2 separate regions of the Homo sapiens genome follow, and region 2 is linked to region 1. The links are chromatin contacts, found by POLR2A ChIA-PET in ENCODE. All regions are on one chromosome and are shown on one strand. Each heading gives the region's core, a stretch centred on a gene start or an enhancer-like site at or near the end of the contact. The rest is flanking DNA. Distances are from core to core; before and after follow the strand shown.

Region 1 (5,671 bases), core at 126-2,625:
GCCTCGCAAAGTGCTAGGATTACAGGCATGAGCCACCATGCCCAGCCTCTGTTAGACTTTAGATATAAATCAGTTTGTCTTCACAAAGACCATAGATAGCAGCTATGATCCTTGTATAAAATATAAGAAAACTGGCCATGCGCAATGGCTCACACCTATAATCCCAGCACTTTGGGAGGCCAAGGTGGGCAGATCACTTGAGGTCAGGAGTTGAAGACTAGCCTGGCCAACATGGCAAAACCCCATCTCTACTAAAAAGAGAAAAATTAGCCCGGTGTGGTGGTGCACACCTGTAATCCCAGCTACTCGGGAGGCTGAGGCATGGGAATCACTTGAACTCCAGAGGCGGAGGTTGCAGTGAGCCGAGATTGTGTCATTGCACTCCAACAGGGGTGACAGAGCAAGACTCTCTCCAAAAAAAGAAGAAGAAGATAACAAAACAGGCACATGAAATGGTTGCCTAGGTTCAAAGAGTTAGTAAATGATAAAGTTAGATTTGAAACCCAAGTCTGTCTAACTCTGAAGTCCATGTATCTCATGAACTTGCTAGTATTCTCACGGTACATGAGAATGCCTGAATTAAAGAAAAGAACAAAGGCTGGGCATGGTGGCTCACGCCTGTAATCCCAGCACTGGGAGGCTGAGGCGGACGGATCACTTAAGGCCAGAAGTTCAAGACCAGCCTGGCCAACATAGTGAAACCCCATCTGTACTAAAAATACAAAAATTAGCTAGGCATGGTGGTGCATGGTTGTAATCCCAGCTATTTGGGAGGCTGAGACATGAGAATCTCTTGAAGAGCAAGACTCTAGTGTCCAAAAAAAAAAAAAAAAGAAAGAAACCAGTATTTTTTTAACTGGAAGGGGCCTTAGAAATTTTGTCCAGCATCATTACTTTTCAGTGAGAAAACTGAGCCCCTAGCCAGGTAGAAACTGAGTTAGAAAAGCCATACAGTGTTTTAGTCACAGATCCCCTATAAAATTAGACCCCCACACCCAGACCTTCTTTCCATTACTCTTTTCTTCAGTTCCTGGAAACCTAACTTCAGTGTCTCTTGTTATCTTTAATAACCTTTGCTAGCCTATCTTGGTAACTTTTTTTTTTTTTTTTTTTTACTGAAAGATGAGTTTTGATTGTAGCCATATCAAAGCTTCCAGTAGGAAAGCTAAGCAAAGGAGCTGTGTCTGAGCCCTGCTTGATCCTCTTTTCAGGAGGAGGAAGATTTCCATTCCTGTTAAGTGAGTTACGTGCCCAGACTGGCCCCTGAAACTATACTCTGGCAGTATTCGGCACCAGTGAGCCCTGGAGCAAAGCAGCAGTGCGAGAGGCTTTCCTGCAGCCATGGTTCTGAGCTAGAGAAGCCCTAACTCAGTGAGGATCAGCCAGCCTCTGAGATCAGACAAAAAACACAAGCAGATTTCGGGAAGCAGGCCAGGCAGTAGAAGAGACTGATGTTCTAGAAATGTCAGAGACCCATCAGAATTCCCCAGATAAGCAAAAAGTGATTAGGCAGTTGGAATAGACACGAGAGGGTATGCAGCAAACAGGAGTCTGTACATGCACATGCATGTACCCACACATATGCACACACGTGTGTACTCACACACCCTTCTCTCAGGAGACCTGACTGTTAACAGTTCCCTGGCTCTCCTTCTGAGTGTCTAAGTTACCCAAGATATGCTAGCAGAGGTTAGTGTGATTCCTCTGGGGCAAGAACTAATCCTGGAGAAGATTCATTTTAAGCAATCAGAAAATTGTGTGCAGCTGCCTGTTGTGGGTATTCAGGGACAGTGGGCCATTAACACTTCTGGGGGAGCAACGTAAAATTTAAAACAATTCTTTATATCTGTAACATTTCAGTATATTGTATGTGCATTGGGTAATCAAGGTACATCAGATGCTAATGTCAAACCTTAGTTATTTCCTTCTTGGAAAAGCATTTTTAAAAAATTAATATACTGGCCACACATGGTGGCCAGTATAAGATTATGCCTGTAATCCTAGTACTTTTGGAGGCCAAGGTGGGAGGATCACTTGAGGCTAAGGAGTTCGAGACCAGCCTGGGCAACATAGTGAGACCCCGTCTCTACAACAAATGTTTTTTAAAAGTTAGCTGGGCATGGTGGCACATGTCTGTAGTCCCAGCTACTTGGAAGGTTGAGATGGGAAGATCACTTGAGCCCTGGAGGTCAAGGCTGCAGTGAGCCATGATTGCACCACTGCACTCCAGCCTGGGCAACAGAGTGAGAACTTGTCTCTAATTAACTAGTTAATTAATGAACATAAAAATTAATATGTTATGTGGTTTTCTTATGTTATTTTTAAATCTTGAGTATATGCTTTTTAAATAGAGAATGCACCCTCTGAGTGCCAAAATCTAGTACTCCAAATGTGCTTACTTTTGCCTCAGTTGCATCTATAAGAGTCTCATGAGACCTCGTAAAGTGTATATGTGTATATATATAATTATATTATATATAATATATAATTATATTTATATAAATATATTTATATAAATTATACAAATTATATATGTTATATATAATATATAAATTATATGTAAATAATATATTTATATAAATATAAATAATTACATTTATATAAATATAAATAAATATATAAATAATATATACTATATATAATATATATAATTTATATATATAAAGAGTAAGCATGAAATAAAAGCATTCAGCATTATTAGGATTTTAAAAAATCAGAATGTGGCTGGGCGTAGTGGCTTACATCTGTAAACCCAGCACTTTGGGAGGCCAAGGCGGGAGGATCACTTGAGGTCAGGAGTTTGAGACCAGGCTGGCCAACATGGCAAAACTAAAAATATATATATAAATTAGCCAGGCATGGTGGCACTTGCCAATAATCCCAGCTACTAGGGAGGCTGAGGCAGGAGAATCGCTTGAACCCAAGAGGCGGAAATTGCAGTGATCTGAGATCACACCACTGCACTCCAGCCTGGGTGAATGAGCAAGACTCAGTTTCAAAATAATAATAATAAATAAAAAGATTTTAAAAATCAAAATGTTACCTTTAAATTCACCTAAACTGAAATGTTAATTCCCCTAGAACCATATCTGCAAATTTTTAGTGTTACTTTAAAACGGAGATTCAGGAAAGACTTTCTTAGACTTTTATTTTCGAGACAGGGTTTCGCTCTGTCACTCAGGCTACAGGGCAGTGGTGTGAACACAGCTCATTGCAGCCTCGACCTCTTGGTCTCAGGGGATTCTCCTGCCTCAGCCTCCCAAGTAGCTAGGACCATAGGTGTGCACCACCACACCTGGCTATTATTTTCTTATTATTTTTTGTAGAGACAAACTCTCACCATGTTCCTTAGGCTAGTCTCAAACTCCCTGGCTTAAGCGATCCTCTGGCCTCAGCCTACCAAAGTGCTGGGAATGCAGGGGCGAGCTACCATGCCTGGCAGGAAAGACACTTAGTTTTGATTTACATTTTTGAACTGGAGAGGACTATAAAGAGTATTCCACCCAACCACATTTTCTAGATAAAAAAGATTCTGAGAAATGCTGAGTTATGCACCCAGGTTCTTCTGACTGATTAGAGTGGAACTGGCTCATTTGGGCATAGTGAAGCCTCTCGATTAAGTTGCTTTGCTTCTTCAAAGGATTTTCAGGACCATCAGACATTGAGTAGTCATTTTAAAGATCAGATGCAGTGGTGGAAAAATCCAATTTGGAGGTTTCATAGGACGTCACTGAGAATAAAGTCTGAATGAGAGAAAAGAGCCCCTTCCAGCAAAGCTTCCCTCCACTGCTCTCCATGTTTTGGAGCTCAACATGTACCTAAAAGGGACATGAAATATAAAGGAAACATGAGAGGACCACATCGCATGTACAGCTAGATGTTGCCATTCTTTGAGCTGAGTGGAAGTGTGGCCAGTGCTGGGCTGCAGTAGTGTGCTCCGGCTCCACCTCTTCAGATACAGATGATTGTGCTTCCTCATGTTTTCAGTTTTCTTTAGAATTTTAACATCTGTGGTCATAAAATCATTGATCTTTTTAATTTGCTTATAAAAGACTTCATTCTGACCTATTTGCTTATTTATAGAGCCACTTTTTCTCAGAGATAGTTTTCTTACAGAATTAAGTATGATATTTTCATTATACAGAATTTAACTCTAACTGGTTTCCACCCTGGAGTAAAGAAACGTGATCTAATTCTCCCTTAACACTAACAAAGGTAACAACGTGTAAAATTAGACTTTAAAAATATTTCTTTTTTTTTTTCCTTTTGAGATGGAGTTTCACTCTTCTTGCCCAGGCTGGAGTGCAGTGGCATGATCTCAGCTCACCGCAACCTCCACCTCCCGGGTTCAAGTGATTCTCATGCCTCAGCCTCCTGAGTAGCTGGGATTACTGGCACATGCCACCACACCCAGCTTATTTTGTATTTTTAGTAGAGACAGAGTTTCTCCATGTTGGTCAGGCTGGTCTCCAGCTCCAGACCTCGTGATCCGCCCACCTCAGCCTCCCAAAGTGCTGGGATTACAGGCGTGAACCACTGTGCCCAGCCGACTTTAAAAATATTTCTAGCGAAGGTGAGCTGAAGTACACGTGTGAGGCACAGGGATGGTTTCTGCTGTTTTAATCAGGGTAGCAGATAATTATTTGGGAAGTATTGTGTATGACTCCTCAGCAGATAATTATCTGGGAAGTACTGTATATGACTCCTTTGTTCCTTTTCTAAGAGACACTCTCTGCTTTTATTTCTTGTCTGACCTTCTGTAAACAGAAAAAGATTGTTCTAATTGCATGCTAGGTTTTTTGGAGATTACTATGACTGACCTACATCGTATCTGGGATAGAGGCTTTGCTTACAGTGCTTGATTTGGTGTTCATGATAAGTCCCAAAAGTGTGGAGGTCACTATTTAAACCTTTTTTGGGTTTTTTGGTTTTTGTTTTTTGAGACAGAGTCTTGCTCTGTCGCCCAGGCTGGAGTGCAGTGGCACGATCCTGGCTCACTGCAACCTCCACCTCCCGGGTTCAAGTGATTCTCATGCCTCAGCCTCCCAAGTAGCTGGGATTACAGGCGCCTGCCACCATCCAGCTAATTTTTATATTTTTAGTAGAGACAGGATTTCACCATGTTGGCCCGGCTGGTCTTGAGCTCCTGACCTCAAGTTATCTGCCTGCCTTGGCCTCCCAAAGTGCTGGGATTACAGGCGTGAGCCACCTTGCCCAGCCTAGCCCTTTTTTGTTTGAACTATGTCGTTTACGTGGCCTTTTTTTCCGCCCTGTTCTTTGACCAGACACTTTGTATTGTAGCTTACTTGAAACTAATGATTTCAGCAGTAGGTTTTAGGTGAGGCCAGTTTTTGGTGAACAGCGAATTCTTAAAAGTTACTTTATGCTGGGCTTAATACCTATGTGATGGGTTGATGGGTACAGCAAACCACCATGGCACACATTTACCTATGTAACAAACCCACACATCCTGCACATGTATCCCAGAACTTAAAGTAAAAATAAAACAAAAATTTTTTAAATTAAAAAAATTTAAGTCATTTTAGCTAAGAACATCAAAAAATTTTCACTATCTCACATAGTCATGAGTGAATATATTTGCCTAATTTTCTTCCTTTTGTATCTAAAAATGCCTATAGGCTGGACGTGGTGTCTCATGCCTGTAATCCCA
Region 2 (5,773 bases), core at 2,835-5,334, 450 kb before region 1:
CTTGCCCTAGGCCATGTCTCCTGACACATTTGGCTACTCTTTGGTATCTAGAAACACTCTCAAGGGGCTGGGGTGGATGGAGAGCTGAGGAGGCAGGTTAGGGCTTAGGGGTCTGAACAGGGCTGACCATTAGCTGGGAAGTCCCGGTTCAGCTTACTGGTGGGCATCTCTTCTGATTCATCAGTGCCCTCACTGTCCTGGCCCTTACATATTTTGAATATCTCCTCTAGGTTTGGGGACACAGAAGAAGGGCAAGCAGTTCCTGTGCTGAACTAGGAAGAGCCATGCTGAGCACAGGATTTGCAGGCAGCACTGTGTCCTCAGACCCTCCCGTAGCAGGGTGCCCTGTCTCCCCCGTGCCTCCACAACTATGTCTATGCTGCATGGAAAAGGGCACCTTCAGCTCCTGAGTGCAACAGAGAGATGGGAACAAACCAAGCTTAGCACAAGAAGGGCCAGGGCAGCTAAACTTAGCTAATTGAACGTTCAAGTTTTGGGAGAAAGATTGTGGAATCTGGGCTTCTTTCCCTTTGGCCCGTCTTTAGAACAGGAGGATGCTCTTTATTCAGTCCCCCGAGGTTTTCCTGCATCGAGCTCTTGAATTCAACAAGAATAGCACTAGGCCGTAGAGAATAATTTGCCAGGCAATTATTAAGTGTTTTCCGAAAGTGATGTTGCTTTGCAAAATGTTTTAAAATAAATTGAATGTGCATTTCCACTTAGAGATGAAGAGAAGCATATCACTTGGCTTCATTTAATAATGATTTAGATGATGGTAAGAAGAGCAAGTAAATTCAAATTAGATTATTGATTTTCATGATTATAAATTAGAATCCAACAAAAATAAATGACAGATATTTTTCTATATGAATACATTTTAATTCTTAGAAAGTTGCATGAAAAATATATATTAGCCACTCTATGTGATGAATGGATACGCTGACATTGGTATTTATAAAGTCCTGTAGAGTCCAGCCCTTCACAATGAATTATCATACAGGCATTTTTCTCAGTGACGCTGGAGGACAACGTAATGGATTCTTCTGCATGGCTCCTGTTTCTGCCCATTAGTGGCTGCCCTGTCTTATGATAGATGTTTTCCAGTCAACTTACAGAACTTGTTAATAGTAACTCAATATTCATGGAGTAATCTGCAGTACTAATGAAATGAAATTAAAAAACAAACCTTAGTTTTTTTTAGGCCAGGTGTGGTGGCAGGCGCCTGTAATCCCAGCTACTTGAGGGGCTGAGGCAAGAGGGTCACGTGTGTGTGTGTGTGTGTGTGTGTGTGTGTGTGTGTGTGTGTATTTGTGATTCATCCATCATTATACTGATTCCATTTCTCACTGAAATTAAGGGTGTTTTCAATGTAAAAGATGGAGGTGAGAAGGGAGATTTTATCACCCACTCAAGGTCACTTCCAGGTGAGAGGTTTGGAATCAGGAGCTCCCACCTAGAAACAATGTTTCTGCCTCTGGACAGCATGAAGGCAATTGCTGCCAAGGTTTCTCATGCCTCATTGCACCCGGATCATGGTTTTATCAAGGTAGAATAAGGGACTAATACATCTTGGCAAATGCAAATATATTTGTTCAAACCATAAATGAATGAAAGCCAACTCATACATTCTTTTATCTTAAAGTTTTTTTTTTGGTTGTTTTTTTGTTTTGTTTTTTTGTTTTTTGTTTTTTGTTTTGTTTTGTTTTGACTCTGTCTCTCAGGCTGGAGTGCAGTGGCGCAATCTCGGCTCACCGCAATCTCTATTTCCCGGATTCAAGCAATTCTTCTGCTTCAGCCTCCTGAGTAGCGGGGATTACAGGCGCGTGCCACCACGCCCGGCTAATTTTTATATTCTTAGTAGAGATGGGGTTTTACCATGTTGGCCAGGCTGGTCTCGAACTCCTGACCTCAGGTGATCCACCTGCCTCGGTCTTCCAAAGTGCTGGGATTACAGGCATGAGCCACAGCGCCTGGCCCCAGCTAACTTTTTATTTTGTACAGATGGGCTCTCACTTTGTTACCCAAGCTGGTCTTTAACTCCTGGCTTCAAATGATTCTCCCGCCTCAGCCTCCCAAAGCGCTGAGACTACAAGTGTGAATCACGGCACCCAGCCCAAATACAGGCTATTTGGATGGCAGTACTTGTGGAGTGTAAGTTACAGCATAGAACTGCTTTCCCCTACTAGATCTGCCCTTCAGGTCCCATATTTTGAATAGGATAATCTTGGGTTTCCCTGCTACCTATTTTGTATTAAGTCCTCCAGTAAAGAGCGCCTTCTGCTTTCCTTGACCCTGTTTTTCAGTATCCTTTCAATATCCTTCAGTATCCTTCTTCATTGTCCTACTTGGCCAATTCTACTTGCGACTAAATCAATATGCCTACCACCAACCTGTGCGTCTTCCTAATTGTCACTGGTGTACCTTTTTTCACCTTGTGACTGTCTGGGACATCTCTGTCCATTGGAGCTTATGATCTCTGATAAGTCTTCTAATTACCAGTGTTCCATTCTGATACATATGTCAAGTGAAGAGACCTCACTTTATTTTTAAACCTCTTAAGGGTTGAAGTAGGATTTGGTATATCAGGAAACAACGGAACTAATTCTAAAACTATACCTTTATAATTATATTGAACTGAAATATAATATTGTTTGTAGAATGGAATTGGTATAAAGTGAATTTGGTTTTTTACCACATTTAATATTATGTATCCATCAGCTTTTTTGGGTTGCAATCATAAACAGAGACAAGATTTACTGGAGAGCTTTTGGAGCTCACAGAATCAACAGGAGCCTAGAGAATAGGAGGGAAGCAAGGGAGCTTTGGAAGCAATGGAAACTGTTATCATTCATGTATTCATTCAGTAAGCATTTAGTGAGCATTTACTATGTGCCAGTATTTTAACCAGTTTTCTACTGGCAGGCATCCAATTTGTTGCTGTTATAAACAGTGCAATCTAATGAATAAAATTTAAAAAAATCATTTTCTAGAGATGTATTTTTTTTTCCACGAATTATTTACTAAGCTTACTGGCATACTGTTTTTCATTTGAGGGGAATTTGAGGACAGGTCTTTGTATATGATCTTGAACTCTATAATGCTAAACTTCATTGCCTTGAGTGATACATTGACTTCTGCAAATGAGTCATTAAGACAAAATATTTATTTATTTATTTATTTATTTATTTATTTATTTATTTATTTATTGAGATGGAGTCTCACTTTGTTGCCCAGGCTGGAGTGCAGTGGTGTGATCTCAGCTCACTGCAACCTCCACCTCCCGGGTTCAAGTGATTCTCATGCTTCAGCCTCCCACGTAGCTGGGATTACAGGCGTGCACTACCACGCCCAGCTAATGTTTTGTATTTTTGGTAGAGACAGAGTTTCACCATGTTGGCCAGGCTGGCCTAGAACTCTTGACCTCAGACGATCTACCTGCCTCGGCCCCCCAGAGTGCTGGGATTACAGGCATGAGCTACCGTGCCTGGTCTATTGTTTATGGAAATGTCCCATAGTTAATTTTTTTTCTTAAGCAGCTAAAATATGAACTTTGATGTGCTTATGAAGGCTTTTTTGGTAAACACCTGCCTATTTTGCTGTTGAAATGCCTAAAAGATTACTGTAAGAGAGGCTGATTGATAGCATAAATGGGGAGTCTTTTCCTCCTTTACCAATCAATGCTACCTGCTTGGAAACTAATAAGCCTGTTACGCATCAAGAGCCTTATAAGTGTGACTTAGGCAAAGCTGGTGAGTAGACAGTTACTGTGGGTCATTTTCCTTGACAACACAGAGACCACTGAAGCTAACAGGAAGACGTTCTGGTGCTGATACAGAGAGGAAAGTCAACATAAAAACGCTCTCAGTGATGTGCACATTCCATCCCTGTTCGGTGTCCTCCTTGTGCTACACGCAGATAGCTGAGGTGTCATGGCTTAGGTGCTGCAAGGTGACTGTATTAAGCCCAGACACCCTCGCTCTCATGACAGCCCCCGAGTATGATACTGAGAGTGTGAAAGGGAAAGTGTATTTTTCTATGACCTGTGGTTTCTTCTGGCCTCACAAAGCTTTAGGCTTGTTTGTGTTTGACTTTTTGCTGTTTTTGCACTTTCAGAGCACTGTTTGTGGTTTGGAGGTGAAACTTTTCTTTAAAGTTCTTGTTAACATTTAGTTTGGCACAAAGTTTGCAAATAGGCGTGAAAAACATAGCACCATTTTCACTGTGAAGGAGGCTAAGTGGTTTCAGCAGCTTTTATTTATTTTTTTTTTTAATTTTTATTTCCATAGGTTACTGGGAAACAGGTGCCGTTTGGTTACATGAATAAGTTCTTTAGCGCTGATTTCTGAGATTTTGGTGCACCTATCATCCGAGCAGTACGCACTGCACCCAATTTGTAGGTTTGTTTGTTTTTCACTGAGTCTCGCTCTGTCAACCAGGCTGGAGTGCAGTGGCACGATCTCGGCTCACTGCAACCTCCGTCTCCCGGGTTCAAGCGATTCTCCTGCCTCAACCTCCCAAATAGCTGGGATTACAGGTGCTTGCTACCATGCCCGGCTAATTTTTGTATTTTTAGTGGAGATGGGGTTTCACCGTGTTGGGCAGGCTGGTCTTGAACTCCTGACCTCACCTCGGCCTCCCAAAGTGCTGGGATTACAGGCGTGAGCCACCGTGCCTGGCCTAATTTGTAGTATTTTATCCCTCATCCCCTTCCCACCCCTTGCCCTTTATCCCCCAAAGTCCATTGTGTTATTCTTATGCCTTTGCATCCTCATAGCTTAGCTCCCACTTATGAGTGAGAACATATGATGTTTGGTTTTCCATTCCTGAGTTACTTCACTTAGAATAATAGTCTCCAGTCTCATCCAGGTTGCTGCAAATGCCATTAATTCATCCTTTTTTATGGTTGAGTAGTATTGCATTGTATATATATATATATGTATATATATATTATATATGTATGTATATATATATGTATATATCACAGTTTCTTTATCCACTTGTTGATTGATGGGCATTTGGGTTGGTTCCACATTTTTGCAATTGTGAATTGTGCTGCTATAAACATGCGTGTGCAAGTATCTTTTTCGTATAATGACTGTTTTCCTCTGATAGATACCCAGTGGTGGGATTGCTGGATCAAATGGTAGTTCCACTTTTAGTTCTTTAAGGAATCTCCACACTGTTTTCCACAGTGGCTGTATAGTTTACATTCCCACCAGCAGTGTAGAAGCGTTCCCTGTTCACCGCATCCATGCCAACATCTATTATTTTTCAATTGTTTTTATTATGGCCATTCTTGCAGGATTGTGGTATCACATTGTGGTATCGCATTGTGGTTTTGATTTGCATTTCCCTGATAATTAGTGATGTTAAGCATTTTTTCATATGTTTGTTGGCCATTTGTATATCTTCTTCTGAGAATTGTCTGTTCATGTCCTTTAGCCCACTTTTTGATGGGATTGTTTGTTTTTTTCTTCCTAATTTGTTTGAGTTCATTATAGATTCTGGATATTAGTCCTTTGCAGATGTATAGATTGTGAAGATTTTCTCCCACTCTGTTGATTGCCTGTTTACTCTGCTGACTATTCCTTTTGCCGTGCAAAAGCTCTTTGTTTAATTAAGTCCCAGCTATTTATTTTTGTTTTTATTGCATTTGCTTTTGGGTTCTTGGTCATGAAATCTTTGCCTAAGCCAATGTCTAGAAGGGTTTTTCTTTTTCTTTTTTTTTTTTTTGGAGACAGAGTCTCGCTCTGTCGTCCAGGCTGGAGTGCAG

What was found. ChIA-PET counts read pairs that join two places held with the same protein, here RNA polymerase II (POLR2A).
Region 2: POLR2A ChIA-PET joins it to region 1 with 10 read pairs in BJ. The contact joins two enhancer-like sites. POLR2A ChIA-PET finds 5 or more read pairs at or near these places in 2 of 52 experiments (BJ and activated T-cell).

What each region holds. Positions count from the first base shown.
Region 1 is chr18:12,466,547-12,472,217 of GRCh38, reverse strand. All of the region lies in intron 10 of SPIRE1 (spire type actin nucleation factor 1), which reads left to right. Among named protein-coding and RNA genes, the nearest start is that of PRELID3A, 61 kb to the right of the region's middle. Within about 2 kb of position 1,375, at least 2 of the 41 ENCODE cell types and tissues checked have a DNase peak (open chromatin) inside an H3K27ac peak, as active enhancers do.
Region 2 is chr18:12,919,607-12,925,379 of GRCh38, reverse strand. No RefSeq gene overlaps it. Among named protein-coding and RNA genes, the nearest start is that of SEH1L, 26 kb to the left of the region's middle. Within about 2 kb of position 4,084, at least 3 of the 41 ENCODE cell types and tissues checked have a DNase peak (open chromatin) inside an H3K27ac peak, as active enhancers do.